Linked DNA regions of Mus musculus: region 2 is linked to region 1. Evidence: chromatin loops called from intact Hi-C (ENCODE). Cell type or tissue: heart. All regions are shown on one strand.

Evidence for each region. Peaks named below come from ENCODE experiments on the same cell type or tissue, not always from the same donor. Only the 100,000 strongest peaks of a DNase experiment are listed, where the experiment ranks them.
Region 2: a loop joins it to region 1, with 2.2 times the contacts of the local background. A loop is called at or near these places in 5 of 42 quality-filtered maps.

Annotation. Positions count from the first base shown.
Region 1 is chr7:35,389,311-35,397,310 of GRCm38, forward strand. Rhpn2 (rhophilin, Rho GTPase binding protein 2) reads left to right here. Exons shown (of 15, transcript NM_027897.4): 15 at 1,445-2,977. The coding sequence ends at 1,705. Faap24 (Fanconi anemia core complex associated protein 24) reads right to left here and starts at 7,457. Exons shown (of 4, transcript NM_178643.5): 1 at 6,903-7,457; 2 at 5,927-6,066; 3 at 5,665-5,817; 4 at 2,842-3,781. The coding sequence starts at 7,008. The coding sequence ends at 3,515. It overlaps Cep89 (centrosomal protein 89), which reads left to right and starts at 7,753. Exons shown (of 19, transcript NM_028120.3): 1 at 7,753-7,896. The coding sequence starts at 7,858. In heart, a CTCF peak has its summit at 3,820 (motif pointing left); DNase peaks (open chromatin) are centred at 6,929 and 7,621; H3K4me3 peaks cover 1,592 bases; H3K27ac peaks cover 1,375 bases.
Region 2 is chr7:35,550,723-35,558,722 of GRCm38, forward strand. It overlaps Nudt19 (nudix (nucleoside diphosphate linked moiety X)-type motif 19), which reads right to left and starts at 5,206. Exons shown (of 3, transcript NM_033080.2): 1 at 4,432-5,206; 2 at 732-939. The coding sequence starts at 5,082. In heart, a CTCF peak has its summit at 3,221 (motif pointing right); DNase peaks (open chromatin) are centred at 4,709 and 5,239; H3K4me3 peaks cover 2,246 bases; H3K27ac peaks cover 2,510 bases.

The DNA of each region.
Region 1 (8,000 bases):
CATTATCATGGTAGAAGGCAGACTCAAAGCAGGTGGAGGGTCGGAGATGCTCAGAGTCCTGGGATCTGGCTCGAGAATTTGGTTTTATTGTTTTTCATGATCGCATGCCCCTGTTGGAGTCTCTGAAAGGGAGTCTTGACCCAAAATTACCAGATTCTAAGGTGTCCTAGCTAAGGTTACTATGGCTGAAATAAAACACCAGGACCAAAAAGCAACTTGGATAGGAAGGGATTCATTTGGTCCACACTTCCATATTACAGTTCATCATCAAAAGCTTTGAGGGCAAAGGAGATGCAACTCAAATGCCAGGACCAAAGAAACCTGGGGAGGGAAGGCTTGATTTGGTCCACAGCTCTGTTTATCATCAAAGGAAGTCAAGACAGGAGGAACTTAGACAGGGCAGGACCCTGAAGGCAAGAGCTGATGCAGAGGCCACGGAGGGGCGCTGCTTACTGGCTTGCTCCCCTTGGCCTTCTCAGCCTGCTTTCTTATAGACCTCAGGACCATCAGACCAGGGATTGCACCACCCACCCTGGGCTGGGCTCTTCCCCATCAATGCCCTGTAGGCTTGCCTACGCCCGATCTTACGAGGTTATTTTCTCAAACGGAGGTTCCCTCTTCTCTAAAGGCTCTAGCCTAGGCCAAGTTGACATACGAGGTTATTTTCTCAAACGGAGGTTCCCTCTTCTCTAAAGGCTCTAGCCTAGGTCAAGTTGACATAAAAGCAGCTAGCACACAAAGGGAATCACCTTCCTTTATGGTTCCCTGTCTTAAAAATCAAACAGCTCTTCGATCCCCCCTCCCTTGGCATCCGGAGTGAGATGTGTGGCACACGCTGCCCCTGCCTGCTTTTCAGAGTTCTGAGTTTGATTTGCTGGGCGTGTGTTCTGTGGTCAGGAGACAACGTGTAGGAGTCAGTTCTCTCCTTCCACACATGGATGCTTTACCTACTGAGCCACTTCTTCTGACCTGGCTTTTCAGGGCATAATTCTTTAAGCCATCCAAGGTTTAGATTTCTATCAACCTGGTGTGTGTGTGTGTGTGTGTGTGTGTGTGTGTGTGTGTATGAATGTACTGTAGTGTGCATGCAGAGGTCACAGGATGACTTTCTATCAGGTAGGTTCAGAGGCTGGGATTCAGGTCACCAGGCTTTGTAGCAAGCATCTTTACCCACTGGGCCATCTCGATGACCCTCTGTCACCCTTCCTTCAGAAAGGATGCCGTCCGTGTACAGTGTGAGCCTCCAACTTTTAGGTTCTTAGTACAACATCTGCTGTGACTCAGGCTGGCCTCCAACTCACTGAGTAGCCAAGACTGGTCTTGAAGTTCTCCTCCTCCTCCTCCTTCCTCCCCAACGCCACCTGGACCATCCTGGGTCTCAGATTTGCCCATCATTACTGTCTAGTCATGCCTCACACTTTTCTTCTTCTTTCCCCATGAACAGCATAATAAGTGTGCCACTTACTCTGTGGGGATGCAGAAAACTTACTCCATGATATGCCTGTCCATGGACGATGATGACAAAGCTGACAAAACCAAGAAGATCTCAAAAAAGCTCTCCTTCTTGAGTTGGGGCACTAGTAAAAACAGACAGAAGTCGGCCAGCACGCTGTGCCTCCCCGAGGTTGGCCTGGCGAGGTCGCAAAACAAGAAGAAACTCCCGACTCCCTTCAGCCTGCTCAACTCTGACAGCTCTCTGTACTGAAGGGAGGAGCCAGAACAGGCCACACCGAGGTCGCCACAGCTGCCTAACCGCCCATGCCGCGATGGGACTGTTCTCCAACCCCATCTTCTCAGACTGTAAACTTTGATGTGCTTGTGAACATGAAAAAGAGACCTCTAGAAATTGGTGAGAAACCCAGCCGCATGGGGATTTTCACATTGCTGCAGTTATTTATTCTATAATGTAGGGCATAGAAGAGCCTGAATATTTTAGCTGTTTTTTTTGGTTTTCCAAGACAATTTTCTGTGTAGCCCTGCCTGCCTTAGAAGTTGCCCTGGTGACCAGGCTGGCCTCGAACTTTGAGATCCACCTGCCTCTGCCTCCCAAGTGCTGGGATTAAGGTGTGTGCCACCACCACCCAGCAGCTGCTATTACTGTTTTTCTTGGCTGTGATTATGATATTCAGGCACCGTGAGAGATGAATTGGGACCACCTACTTTGGTACTATATCCGAGTGTTTAGATTTGTATAGTAGTGATTTCTTAAGTTCAAGTGACTCTTGAGTGGAGGCAGGTTAGAGGTGTTAACTAAAACCAGGCTGCTTGGAAGATTTCTGTGAGTTTGAGGCCAGCCTGGTCGACATAGTGAGTTCCAGGACAGCTGGGGCTACACAGAGAAACCCTCTCTCAAACAAACAAAACCGAAACAGGCTGCTTTAAGTACTTGGGAATTCATGAGATGAAATGACACATCTTCTGTCATCCCTGCATAATTTGACTGTTCTTTCCCAGATGAAGTCTAGTGCCAATTTTGTCTTTCCTTCCTCCAGAATCAGCCCCCCTCAGCTATATCATACTGACCAGTAGCTAACACAGTGGCAGTGTTAGGAGATACCGTCTACAGGGTAGATAATATGCTGTTTGATACTCAAAACGTTGCTCTTTTTGTTTAAAGTAGGAGGTATGTAACTGTGTATTTTAAGAGTCTTGGTTTAAGTAGTAGTTTCGCAGTTTACAAGGTAAAGACGTAAACTTACTCAAGTTGAAACCTCTACTCGACTTTGTAAGATGTATCTACCAACTTGACTTTGGGGCTATAGGTTGGATGACACTGTGACAGAGTCACGGTTGACACAGTTCAAGTGATAAGTTTAAGGATATATAGCCTGTGGATCTTAAAGTAACAAGGATTTAAATATTTTTCTATTGTGCAATATCTGGAGAACACAAATGCCTTAAGGAAAGTGTGCCCGCTATCCCTGGGGCTCTGTTTGTATAAATATTTAAATAAAGTCATGTTCATTGTTTGAGTTAATTTTTCTTTTTTCTTTTGCTTTTATTTCATCCTAATTATTTCTTCCACGTCATCCAAAGCACAGCATAGTTTTCTTGTGTTGATTGGGGGGAGGGGTGATGCGGGAGGAAAGGCGTTTGTTGACTCGGGCAGAAACTCCATAGCACAGGTACCTGACGAGTGTGGAGAAGACCTGAGCTGTGGCCCTGACACTGGTTAACGGGGACACTCCCTACTCAGCGCTGGACCCTCACAGGGCCTCTCAGTGACAGAGGCAGGGCAGAGAGTCTTGTACAAATCTGCTCCAGCTGGCTGCGGCTGGGAATGAGTCTCTGGATGATCCCCGTGGGGACCCTCTTCATCTTAGCAGAAAGTGGCCAGTGCCGCCCGCGACCCCCAAGCCCCACCAGGTGGCTGCCCAGACAGACACCGAGGCAGGGTGACTGCGAGCCTCATCGGTCCTCTCCTTGTCTTTAGCCCATTGCCATTGACAGGGGAACTTTTCCTTCTTTTTAAATATGGAAACCAGACGCTGCAGTTTGAAGTCTGAAGGCAGAGTCAGCTGCGGGGCTGCTGTCGCTTAGGCTGGGTGAAGAAGGTGTGGATTTGCTGTGCTGCCGCGGGCCCCACGACCTCCTCCAGTTCTTGGACGGAAGCGTTGCTCAGTTGCTGGATGCTCGGAAACTTCTGGAGCAGAAGGGGGGCCTTAACTTTCCCAACCCCTGGGATCTGCTGCACTGTTTGAACAAGGGAGAGCTCGGAGAGCATGGAGCGCTTTTTCCTGAGGAAAGGGTTCTTGCTGGGCTCTCTGGTTTGCTCTTGAACCTGAATGGGAAAATTAAAGGAAAAGGATGTGAGCGCCCTCTGGTGGACAGGTAGTTTTTATTTTAAAAAAAAAAGTGTGTGTAGTTTATGTATGTGCACATGCAGTGCACGTGTGCATGACTGGGTGTGGGGGCCAGAGGTGGTCATTGGGTGTCTTCCTCTATTACTCTCCACCCTATTTGGAGAGGGGGTCTTTCTTACTAAACCCAGAGCTCCACAAGGTAGAAAGGCCAGTGAACTCCAAGGATCTTGCTGTCTTCACCTCCCCAGCGGGCTTTTTACACGAGCTCTGTCCCCCCCCCCCCCCCAAATATCTGTGTGGCTTGTTTACTGTGTCACGTCCCTAGCCCCTTAAGACAGTTGTTCCATGTCATTCAGTTTATATATAAATAGTGTAGCCCAGGATAGCCTCAAAGTTATGATCCTCCTGGCTCTCAGGGGCTTGTAGGCATGTTCCATGATCTTGCCTCCCAACACTAATTTATGTATTTTATTTGACTTTTGTGAATTTTTATTGGGGTTTGTCGTGGTGCCACAGCATGCATGTAGAGGTCAGAAGACAATTTGTGGGAAGAGACTCTCTTCTTCCACCATATGAGCTCCAGGGATTGAACTCCATTGAGCCCCAGGTGGCAAGTGCCTTTATCTTCTGCAGAGCTTGCCAGCCCATGCCACTGATTTTAAAACGTTTCCCAGGAGCAGTGGGCATGGCACCTACACTCCCGGTACTCAGGAAGCACTGCAAGTTAGAAGTCAGCCTGGGCTACAAAGTGCCAAGCCACCCTAACTATACAGTGAGGCTGGGATCGAAAGGCAAACAGGCTCCCTGGTAAAGTATAAAGAGCAAAGAGCTGGAAAACTCAGGAACAGGGAAAAGGAAAGGAAGCCAGCATCGATTGCGTGCTTATGGAGACCAGAGGTCAACCTTGCGTGTCACTCGGTCTCCATGCACCACGTGGTTTGAAACAGGGTCTCTCCTTTGCCTGTAGCTGGCTGATCAGGCTCAGCTGGCTGGCTAGCAAGCCACAGGCATCTGCCTGTCTCTCTCTAGGGGTAGAATTACAGGTATGTGTTGTCCTGTCCAGCATTTTCAGATGGGGTGGGGTGTCACACTCAGGTCCTCAGTTCTTGTGTAGGAGGTGTTGTAACCACTGGGCCATCCCCCAGCCTCAGGGTTTTTTGTTTGTTTGTTTTAGTTTATTTGTTGTAAAGAGATCAATGCATGCAGCCTATACACAGGAGTGCTGGAGCTTAGGCATAGTCTCGGAAATGCTTGTGATCCCCAGGACCTGGGAAGCAGAAGCAGGAGGATCAGGAGGAGTTCAAGGACAGTGTGGGTCGAGGCGGGGGTGGGGAGTGGACGCAGAAACAAACCAAGAAAGGCTGCTACTTAAACAGCGAATGGGACAAAGTGGCCCGGTGCCATCTTGCCCAGTGCAAATGCAGGATAATGGTGATGGCACCAGTGCAGCCTGGAGGCCAAAACCAGAGCTCTGACTGACAGCCTTCAGTCCTAAGTGCAACAGTTTCCGTAAACCAGGTGGAGGTGTCACTGGCTGGCAGAGTGTTTGCCTCTGCATGCAGTAAGTACTGAGCTCAACCTTCAGCACTGCCTAAGGCCCCGTGTGGTGACACACGCCTGCAATCTCAACTACGTGAGAGCCTGTGTCAAAGTTTATTTTGAAGTTAGGTGCACATCTTTAATCCCAGCACTTGGGAGTCAAGGGTAGGAGGATCTCTGAGTTCGAGGCCAGCCTGGTCTACAAAGTGAGTTCCAGGACAGCCAGGGCTACTAAAGGCAGCTTTGGTTAAGTCTGGATCTGGGGTAAATTGAGCATCTTCTGGACTTCTGGGATATTATAAAGGAGAAGTCTGGTACTTACCAAGTGGATAATGAGGCAGGATGCTTCCGACTGGCTGGCCACTGGAAGCAGCACCATCCCAAGGTCTAGCACAGTAAACTTCTGGACTGCTGGGAAATACTGTTCACTCATCTGGGTCTTCTCAACTATTATGATCCCTTGAAGATGTGAGGACTTCAAAAGAGAAGAACACAGCTCTGGTAACACAGTTCAGAAAGCTATCACTCAGCGCTTGGGACGGTTGAAGAGAGGGGATGCTAGATTTTAGCACCTCGGTACTTACATTTCTAAAGCGAGCGAGTCTTTTTCTGTAGCCATGTCCGGCCACCAAATCTGCTTCAGTGACATAGAGAATGCAAGATTTGCTAGACAGGTAAAAATCTGCTGATGCCAGGCCCTCCTCAAAAATGAGTCTAACTTTTCCTAAAAAACAGACAAGAAAATTCGTTTTTAGAAATTTCAGGTTAACAAGGCAGCAACAATTGAAATGTACTTTTTGTGCGAAGATTCATTTTTTTAAATGTGTGTATATGTGTGTATGTGTGTGTTCGTGCATGAAGGTACCCTGAGAAGCCATGAGAGGGCATCAAATCTTCTGGAATTGGAATTACAGGCAGTAATGAACAGCTCAGTGAAAACAGATGGGGATCTAGCCATCTCTAGCCCCCACCCCGCTTTTTGTTGGTTTGAGACAGGGTTTCTCTGTGTAGCCCTGGTTGTTCTAGAACTCACTCTGTAGATGAGGCTGGCCTTGAACTCAGAGATCCTTCGGTCTCTGCCTCCCAAGTGCTGGGATTAAAGGTGTGACCCACCACCACCTGTCCTAAACCTCCTTTTTAATAAAATAAAACCCAAAGATTTATATGTAGGTTTTGCTCGCATATGTCTGTGCACATGTGCAAGCCTAGTGCCCCCAAAGGCCAGAAGAGGGAGGAGTCTGACTCCTTGAGCCACCATGTGGGTGCTAGGAATTAAACCACGATCCTCTGTAAGATAAGCCAGTCCTCGTAACCACGGAGCTCTCTCTCCAGTCCCCTTTCATTTTAGTCTATGTAACTATTTTGAGACAAGTTCTCATAGCCCAAGCTGGCCTTGAACTTGCTATGTAGCCCCAGGCTGGTCTCTAACGCAATGATTCTCCTACTTCAGTCTCAGGAGTGCTGGGATTGCAAAGGAACATCACCATACCCAGCATTTCTCTCACTCTCTCTTTTAACGTGCTGGGAAGAAAGGGGTATGACAGAAGACAGCTCACTGACCTTGCATCTCCTGAGCCAGTTGGGACCCGCGCCATTTTTCACTAGCCACAATATGTCCTAGTGGCACGTGGACCGGACCGGTCCCATCAGGCGGGTTCCTTTCCATCCGTGGTTTTGGTCTAAATGAGGAAAATGCAAGGTCTCACTAGAGCAGGCGCTGTTGCACACAGTTCTACACGAAGTCGGGACCTCTTTGACAGGATCTGTAGAGTGGATTTTCAGGCACTGAGCTACTTCAACCGAAGTCTGAATTCAAGAGATTATTTATTTTCAAAATAAGACTGGGTCTTCTTATCACGCTTGGCTCTGTACTGATAGTTGACTCCAGCTGGACTTGAACTCAGCAGCCCAAGTGCTAAAATGACAGCCGGGCGCCACTACCCCGAGCTAAACCCGGGAGATTTCTGTTTGAGTGACTCCGTCCCTCTTTGTAAGCACCTCCCTTAGCTCTGGTGTCCTAACAGGACGCTTACGGTGGCTCTTCCATTCGGTCCCTGTCCTTCTATTCGGTTCCTGTCCAGGGCTACAAAGGCAGGGAAGCTCACTGCGCCGGGGTCTAGAATCTCCGTGGACCTCACCTGAGGCCCTGCCACTTCCGGGTTCCCACAGCCCGGGAGCCCTCTTTAAAATTCTGACCGCCCTGGCCAGCGTTTTATTGGGTGATAGGTAAAAGATGGGCGTCTACTATAGCCAATAATCGAACGGAAGTCTCAGCTTGCTTCCTCTCTGGCTGGAATTTGAATGACGCCTTGCTGGGTTGTCAAGAGCAACGGGTGGCAGTAAAATTGACTCTGATAGGCTGAGACTCAAAACAGAGCCAATGTGAGACATGCTTGTTGTAAAGTCGGGGGTCCGCGGGAGCTAGGCTGTGGGGAGCTGTGCAGGCTGCGGGGTCTACCTTCCAGCTAGTCCAGCGCCTGGCGGCTCAACCCGCAGCCCTCAGCTCTCAGCCAGGATGCTCCTCAGCTTCCGCAGGAACCGCCGGAGCCAGTTCGTGAGTAGTTCCAGGCCTTCGAGTGCGGTTAAAAAAAAAAAAGATTTATTTATATGAGTGATCTATCTGCATGTATGCCTGCATAGCAAGAGAAGGTGTCAGAT
Region 2 (8,000 bases), 160 kb after region 1:
ACCTGTCTCTGCCTTCCAAATACTGGGACTAAAAAGCATGCACCACCACAGTGGAGTGACAGTGACCTTTTAATTACTATTCCACCAGGCACAGCAAACCTCGTAACTAAAGGCTAGAGCCTGTGATTGAGCAGTGGAAGGGAAAGGTGGAGCTTTTAGAGAGGGAGAAGAGAGGAAGGAGGAGAGGAGAGGAGACAAGGAGATGGAGGAGACAGGGGAAGATGGAGGAAGAGGAGGTGGAAGGAAGATGGAGCAGAACCATGTGGCTTGGAGAAGTCACAAGTAGCAATGGCTCTCATAGCTGGGGAACAGAGTAGTGCAGTGGTAAATCTGCCCAATCCTTATAAATATTGTAACTGAGTTGTCTGTTCTTTGCACGGGCTTATTGGGGTTGGAGATTTACTGCAACCCTTGACATTAAAGATTATGTCTGAGAACCACACAGCTGAACAACAATAAAAAAACAAACAAACAAAAACTTTAAAATAAAGAAGTTAAGAAAAAGATCCCTCAAAACTTGTCAGGAAGCATAAGCTTTTGTATTGGGCTGCATTCAGTTATCAGGGGGTGCATGGGGGTGGCCTATAAGCAGAGGTTAGCCACACCCACAGGCAGAGGCGACATAAAACAGGCTGTAACTCCTCCCTCTCTGCTGGGCAATGCTGCCAGAAAGCCTGGCTGTACCCAACTCGAATCCTAATGAACAGGAGTGCTATACTTCTCTGACTCACCTGGGAGAAGATGGATGGTGCCATCAGAAGTTAAAAGTATTATTGGCAGCCATTTCTCAGGTACTTCTGATGGGCGATCCGAACAAAATCTATACAGAGCAGAGAGAGAGGCAAAGTTTTCAAGTCTTCTCATTTCATAGAACTGTGGTGGTGCCAGCCAGATTTCTTTTGATAGGAAACATTCAGTTGCCTCTGATGGGGACAACCACTGTAAGAGACAAAGGGAGAAGCTTTGTAAGATGTATTGAGTCACCAGTCAGATCTGTGGTCGTTAGATGGGGATACAAGATCGATTTGATGTGAAAAACATTAACTTATCCAAAGGCCTTGCTAGAGCTCTCCGAGACAGCATAACTTTCAGAGGCCCAGACACTGCCATGTACCAATCGCCCTGCTTAGTCAGGAGGCTGAAGCAGGAAAATTGCTTGAGTCCAGGAGTTGAAGTCCTGCCTGGGTAAGATAATGAGGTCCTGTCTCAGAAAGAAAGAACCGGAGGCTAGAGAACTGCCTCAGTGGTTAAAAGCAGTTGCAGCTCTTCCAGAGGGCCAGAGTTGGGTCCCTAGCATCTACACAGGACAGCTCACAACCATCCATAACTCAAGTTCTAGGGGATCCAATGCTCTCTTCTGGTCAGCTGCATGCGTGTTAAACAAAAATAATCAATAACAACCAAATAATAAGTATAAATAACAACACTTAACAACAATAAAATGCCAATTAAAATATTAATAATTAGTAAATAAAATTCAAAAATCCTTTCAGTCACAAGAGCTAAACCCACACGTTACACAGCAACTCAATAAAATCTAATTTTTTTTTGGTTTTGTTTTGTTTTGTTTTTTCGAGACAGGGCTTCTCTGTGTAGTCCTGGCTGTCCTGGAACTCACTCTGTAGACCAGGCTGGCCTTGAACTCAGAAATCCGCCTGCCTCTACCTCCCAAGTGTTGGGATTAAAGGCCTGCGCCACCACTGCCTGGCAATAAAAATCTATTTTCAGACACCAAAAATGCCTAACTATAAGTAAGTAAATAAATATATAATAGAATGAAGTGAGCCCACCTATCTGCTTAAAGTCAATCCCAGTCCAAGAGCACTGGGGGAGACTAAGTAGCATCCAGGAGTCTTACTGACTAGAGCAGACTGGAGCAGACTGGGGCAGACTGGAGCAGACTGGGGCAGACTGGAGCAGAACTTGGAAGGCTCACTTAGTATCTGGTGAGCATGTGCCGAGAAGTTCTACCCAGAACTGAACTCCACAGCTCTACTGACTACTTACCTGGGCCTGATGACGCCCAGGGAAAGAGCAACTACCTGGGAGGTTGCTGACTAAATTCTTCATGCTCACCTGGATCCAAGACGTTTTCTAGTTTTCCCCAGCAGTATATTCCTGACAGAGGGAAAGCCTTTTTTGAATGTAAGGAGCTTTTCCACTCAAGTGAGCAGGAATAGAACCACAGAATAGAACGTCAGGGAAATGAGCCCCAAGGATGAATGCTACTGTGGACCCACTTGCAAACCATTTTAAACACACCTCAAAAGGGTAAAGTCCATCTCTAATAACTTAACTGCCTTCCGGGGAGAGTGCAACACTAGTTAAGAGAATAGAACAAAACCCTGCATCCAGCGACCTAAAAACAATGCTAACATGCACTCAAAAACTTCAGAGCATGCTGACGTCAAGCGCAGGGAAATGCAGTCCATAACTAAAATGCATGCACATGCATAAAATAAAATCGTTTGTTAAAAAGACAAATTTAGGGCTGGAGAGGTGGCTCAGTGGTAAAGAGCACTGACTGCTCTTTCTAAGGTCCTGAGTTCAAACCCCAGAAACCACATGGTGGCTCACAACCATCTGTAGTGGGATCCGATGGCCTCTTCTGGTGTGTCTGAAGACAGCTACAGCAAGAGTACTCATATACATAAAATAAATAAATAAATCTTTTAAAAAATGATGAAGTTAAAAACAGGGTCAAAGAGAAGCTCAAGGACAATTTTTACTACAGTTTAAGAGCACAAAGCTATAGATCTCAGCAGGTGCTAGCAGAAGGGAGATGGGGTGGATAGAGAGAGAGAGAGCTATGCTTTAAGTGGTCACCTGGTGGACGGGGTTAGCAGAGTAGCTTTAGAGAATGTCTGGGCAAGCACACCCAGGCTTTGGACAGTACTTCAAGGAAAGGATGAAAAAGGCATTTGTGAGTGACTCAAGAGAAGCAGGCAGGTCTGCATCCTCCATCACAGAAGCTCTGTAAGTATCTGTACCAAGAGGCCCCTGAGAGGAAGTCTAGGTTATGGCAAACTGACAAACTCCTGTTCTCAGCAGTTCCATTGGTCCAAAGATGTAAAGGAACTATCAACATAATAAAATAAAAAGGAAAAAAATTCAAAAAAAAATTAAATTAAAAAAAAAAGGAAAAAATTCGCTTTATAGTTAGTTACTTTTTATTCATGTATTTTTGCCTGCTTAGAAATCTGTACACCAGATGAGGGCCAGAAGGGGGCGTCAGATCCTCTAGTACTGAGGTTACAGGCAGCTATAATGCTTCCAGAAATACTATTTACAGTTGATATTTCATTTAAAAAAAAAAAAAGCAAACTTAAACAATTGAGCTGGGTGTGGCAGCACACGCCTTTAATCATAGCATTTAGGAGACGGAGGCAGTCAGAACTCTGAGTTCAAGGTCAGCATGGTCTACAGAGTCAGTTCCAGGACAGCCAGGGCTACAGAGAGAAACCCTGTCTCAAAAAAACACAATCAAATATTAAAAAGCAAAAAAACAGCCATTGAGTTTACTCAATTGGAATACTGAGAGGAAAAGGTTGAAATGAGTGAACGAGGCATCCAGGTCCAGTGGGAGGCCAAGCTGTCCAACATATGTGTAACTGCAGGTACAAGAAACAGGGAGTGGCGCGAGAGACTGGCTCAACTGAGATCTGGAGAGGAAGCATCCCGCAGAAGGCCTGAGTTCAGTGCCCAGCACCCATTCAAGGTAGCTCACAACCTTCCTCAACTCCTGCTCCAGGTGATTAGACACTTCTGGCATCAATGGGCACCTGCACTCACGTGCATATACTCTCACACCAGAACACAACTTAAAATAAGTCATTTTGTTTATTTTACAAAAAGGAAAATAACGGGCAGTTGAAAACATTTTTTTGCATAAATAAAAGATGAACTTGAAGCGGTGGCACACTCAAGACCTCGGGTCCTAGGCCTGAAGCCTAACTAACTGTGCCTGGTGCATTGCAAGTGACACGAAAAAGAAAGGGAGGGAGGGATGGAGGGAGACAGACAGACCAACTCGCGCGCGCGCACACACACACACACACACACACACACACACCTACCACGCGTGCGCATGCAGAGAGAGAAAGGGGTTAGAAAAAGGAGAAAGATGGAAAGGGAAAGGAGAGAGAAAGCGAAAGACGAAGGAAACGGGAACAGAGAAACAGGAAGAGATGAAGAAGGAAGAAGAAAGTTAATGACTGAAATCCTATAATGTGTTCTAGAAACCCGAATGAAAACGATTTAGGGCATGAAGTGAATTGGGAAGTGTCCAGAACAGGCAGTTGGGAGCATTGCCGCGCCCCCGCTTAGGGTGAGAGTTGAGTCCTTGAGAGCCTAAAGCAAGGTCACGCACGTGCGCCTTTGGTCTGGGGTAAGGCTCAGCGCATCCCGGGGGGCGGGTCCCGCGACCCCTACCTGGTAGCCCACCACCTCGGCCACGTCGGGCTCCACGCGCGGAATGTCGCGCAGGCAGCACAGGAAGAAGGTGGTGTCGAAACGGCGGATGGTTCGCCCATACGGGGTGAGCCATCCGCCCCAGTCGTGCAGCGCCCAGATGTCAGGCGTGCAGTCTAGGTGCGCACACAGCTGGAGGAAGCAGCGCGGGTCACTGCGCACGCGCGAGCGCCATTCGGCCAGGCCGGCCGGAGGCGACAGCGCCTGACTGGGCTCCTGAGAAGCTGGAGCCGCGTCCCGCGGCCGCAGGAGCAGCACCCCCGCCTCCTCGAAGGCTTCGCGGATGGCACAGATGCGCAGCGCTACGTCATCGGGCAGCGCCGCGGGGTCCGCGTCGCCGTGGGACAGCCCGGGGAAGGGGGGTTGCCGAGGGGGCTCCGGGCCTAGGCCGAAGCGCGGCGGCGTGTGCCGAGGCGCGAACAGACGCACCCAGTCGGGTGAGCTGTCGGCCGCGTCCAGCACGCCGCCCGGGAAGACGTGCGCGCCGGGCAAGAAGCGCTGGTTTTGTGCTCGCTGGAGAAGCAGCAGCCGGAAGCCGGCCGGGCTCGAGTGGGTCCAGCCTGCTGCCAACATCACGGTGGCTGCCCGCCGCCAGCTGCTCGAGCTGCTCATGGCCGGCGTCCTTCAGATCCCCCTTAGGAAGTGGCCGGGTCGTAGAGTGGTGTCCAGAAGCCCTATAAATGTTGAGGGCCTGAAAAATCCGGCCTGGCGGCTTCCGGAGGTTTACTTGTGGGAGGAGCGTGATTCCCGCGCCAGAGCACCTCCTCGAATGCCCTGCGCTTCAGTCAGGGTCATTCTCGCCCTGTCACAGCCCTGTCACAGCTGCTGCAGTCACCAGCCAGCCTCTGGGAGCACGGGTGCCAGTGTGGAGTGGAAAATAATTTCTAGTTGTGAACCTTTCCCACTAAACGCAAACGACTAGGACTTTGTCCCCTACGCTGGCCTGTTGCCTGTATAGGAGGTTCCAAGGTGTCTGGAGCTCTCTTGAACCATGCTAATAAACGAATGGGTGGATCAGATGCCAAGTTAGACTAACTACTCTGTAGTTTGAATGTCTTTGGCTAGTCCCTGTCCCTTGGGGTAGTCTGTCTTAAGTTGTAGATGTTGTTATTGCCTGAGCACCTGAGGATCAGGGAAAATTATCTTAGTGTGATTAGTTCTCTTTCTACGTGGGAGATGTTTAATCCTAGACTAGCAATGCTTCCCCCTCCTCTCCAACCTTTTTTCCTTTTTTCTTTTTCTTTTTGTTTTTGTTTCTTGTTTTGTTTTGTTTTGTTTTTAGACAGGGTTTCTCTGTGTAGCCCTGGCCGCCCTGGAACTCACTCTGTAGACCAGGCTGGCCTCGAATTCAGAAATCTGCCTCCCAAGTGCAGGGATCAAAGACATGCGCCACCACTGCCTGGCTTCCTCTCCAACTTTTAAGTGGCTGGAGGACTTGCACTTCTATTTTGTTTTTTGGAAACAGCTTGTTTCTGTCTCCCTTTTTGCAGCTCTCTCTCAGTCACCAACTCTTGTAAATCCCATCCTAACTGATCACATATTTTTAGGGTTTCGGATGAGTTAGGCTGTATTCTTGGGGCTATAGAGATGTTTTTTGTTAGTTTTGAGAAAGTATTATTATGTAGTCTTGCTTTTTTGGGAACTTGCTATGTAGACGACCAGGCTAGCCTTGAACTCACAGAGATCTATCTGCTTGTCTCTGCCTCCCCAAGTCTAGGACTAATAAAGGTGTGTGCCAGCCTCATCATTTTGCAGTTGACTTTGGTTATTTTTAATGTTAACCTGTCTAAAGATGGAGCTGTCTGTGTACTTACTGCATCTCCAGAAACAGAAAATGGGGCCACAGGTTGAGAAGTATCTGCCCTTAGTAAGATAACCTGCCGCCGCCGTCTATCTGTGAGCCAACAGACTACCCTTGTCTAAACTGATGCTCTTGGCACTGACACGGGAAATTTGAGCTGAAATTTATTCTAAATCTATTATAGAGCCCAGGTGTCATTATGGGAACTTTTTTTTTTACACTTATTACTTACTTATGCAAGTGCCATTGAATGCATGTGGCGCCCAGAAGACAATGTATGTCCTGGGTCATCAGGTTTAGCTGCAAGTGCCATTACCTGCCTCCTGCCCCTTCCCCCAGCCATCTCACCAGCCCCCTACATTAAAAAAAAAAAATCCTCTTTCCTCCAAGTGGTAACAGGATGATTCCCGTGTCTTTAAAGGACATACTGACAACTGTACAGTGACTCAGATGTGTGGGCCTGGCCTGGAGGCTATAGAATGTACTAGGCAAGAAACAAAAGCTTCAATGAAAAGAATGGTAATAGAATAGGAAAAGGGGACTGGTTTAAAGTGCATTTGGGAAATAGACAACACAATGTGGTACTTGACTGACTATGCAGAGCAATGGATAGGAAGGAGTTAAGTTCTGACTTAAGAGGCTGGTGACCTTCCCAGAGTGATAATATTATGTGTGAGACACTGCAAGCTTTGTCAGTATACTTGTGTAATACTTGCCAACGCCAATAAGGTTAAAAAGTTACTACTACAGATGCCTAACCTGTTACACAAGAGATTAAACTTTTTCAGGAAGGGCACATTCACTAAAATGGCTCTGTGGTTTTGTGACCCTTAGTGTTTGGTTTGATAGCAGCAGTCTTGTTCCCAGATTCTGGCCACTCTAGAACAAATCAACCAAGGCCTGGAGTACAAAGCGAAGCAGCAGACGTGGTGCTCATGCATTTATTTTTGTAGTGCTAGAGGGTCATAACCACACCTTTGGCTGTGCTAGGCAAATATCGCACCTCTATACGGCATTACTGTGGTAATGCCTGTGGTTTTCTGAGACAGTGCCTGACGGTGTAGGCCAAGACGGCCTCATGCATCTGATTGTTCAAAATCAGCCTATGGAGTCCTAATGTGCATCTGCACAGTCAGAAAGAAGCTGGGTTTTTCATTTATTTGTGTGTGTATGTGTGTGTGTATTCGAGTGTTTGAATTGCACAGAAGTCCATGTGCCTTCAGAGGCTAAAAGAGGTGTCTGATACCCATGGACCTGAAGTCACAGGAAATTATGAGCTGCCAAAGTAGGCTCTAGGAACTGAACTCAGGTCCTCTGTAAAAGCAACAAGCACTCTTGACCACAAGCCATTGCTCCAACCCAGAAACTGAATCTTAACCATCTCCAAAGCCAGCTCACCACCATCGCTGTCTGCTCCGTAGGCTTTGTAGTGACGCATTACCATCTTCATGAAACCAGAGATGAAATCGCGTTCTGGATTGTAGCCAAGAATCCAAACAGAAGCAAGGAATTGAACCTCAGCATCAAGAGAGATACAAATACAGAGCTAAGCTTCCAAGCTCAGGGAACTAATCATGTACTAACTACTCCAAACCATCGTGACTTAAAACAATAAGCATTTGTTATCCCTTCTGTGGATAAAGAATTTGGGAAAATTTGGTTGAGTGGCTTTGACTCCGTGTCTCCCCTATGAGACTTGGGTTAGCATGTCATCCAGGGCCTGACTGGG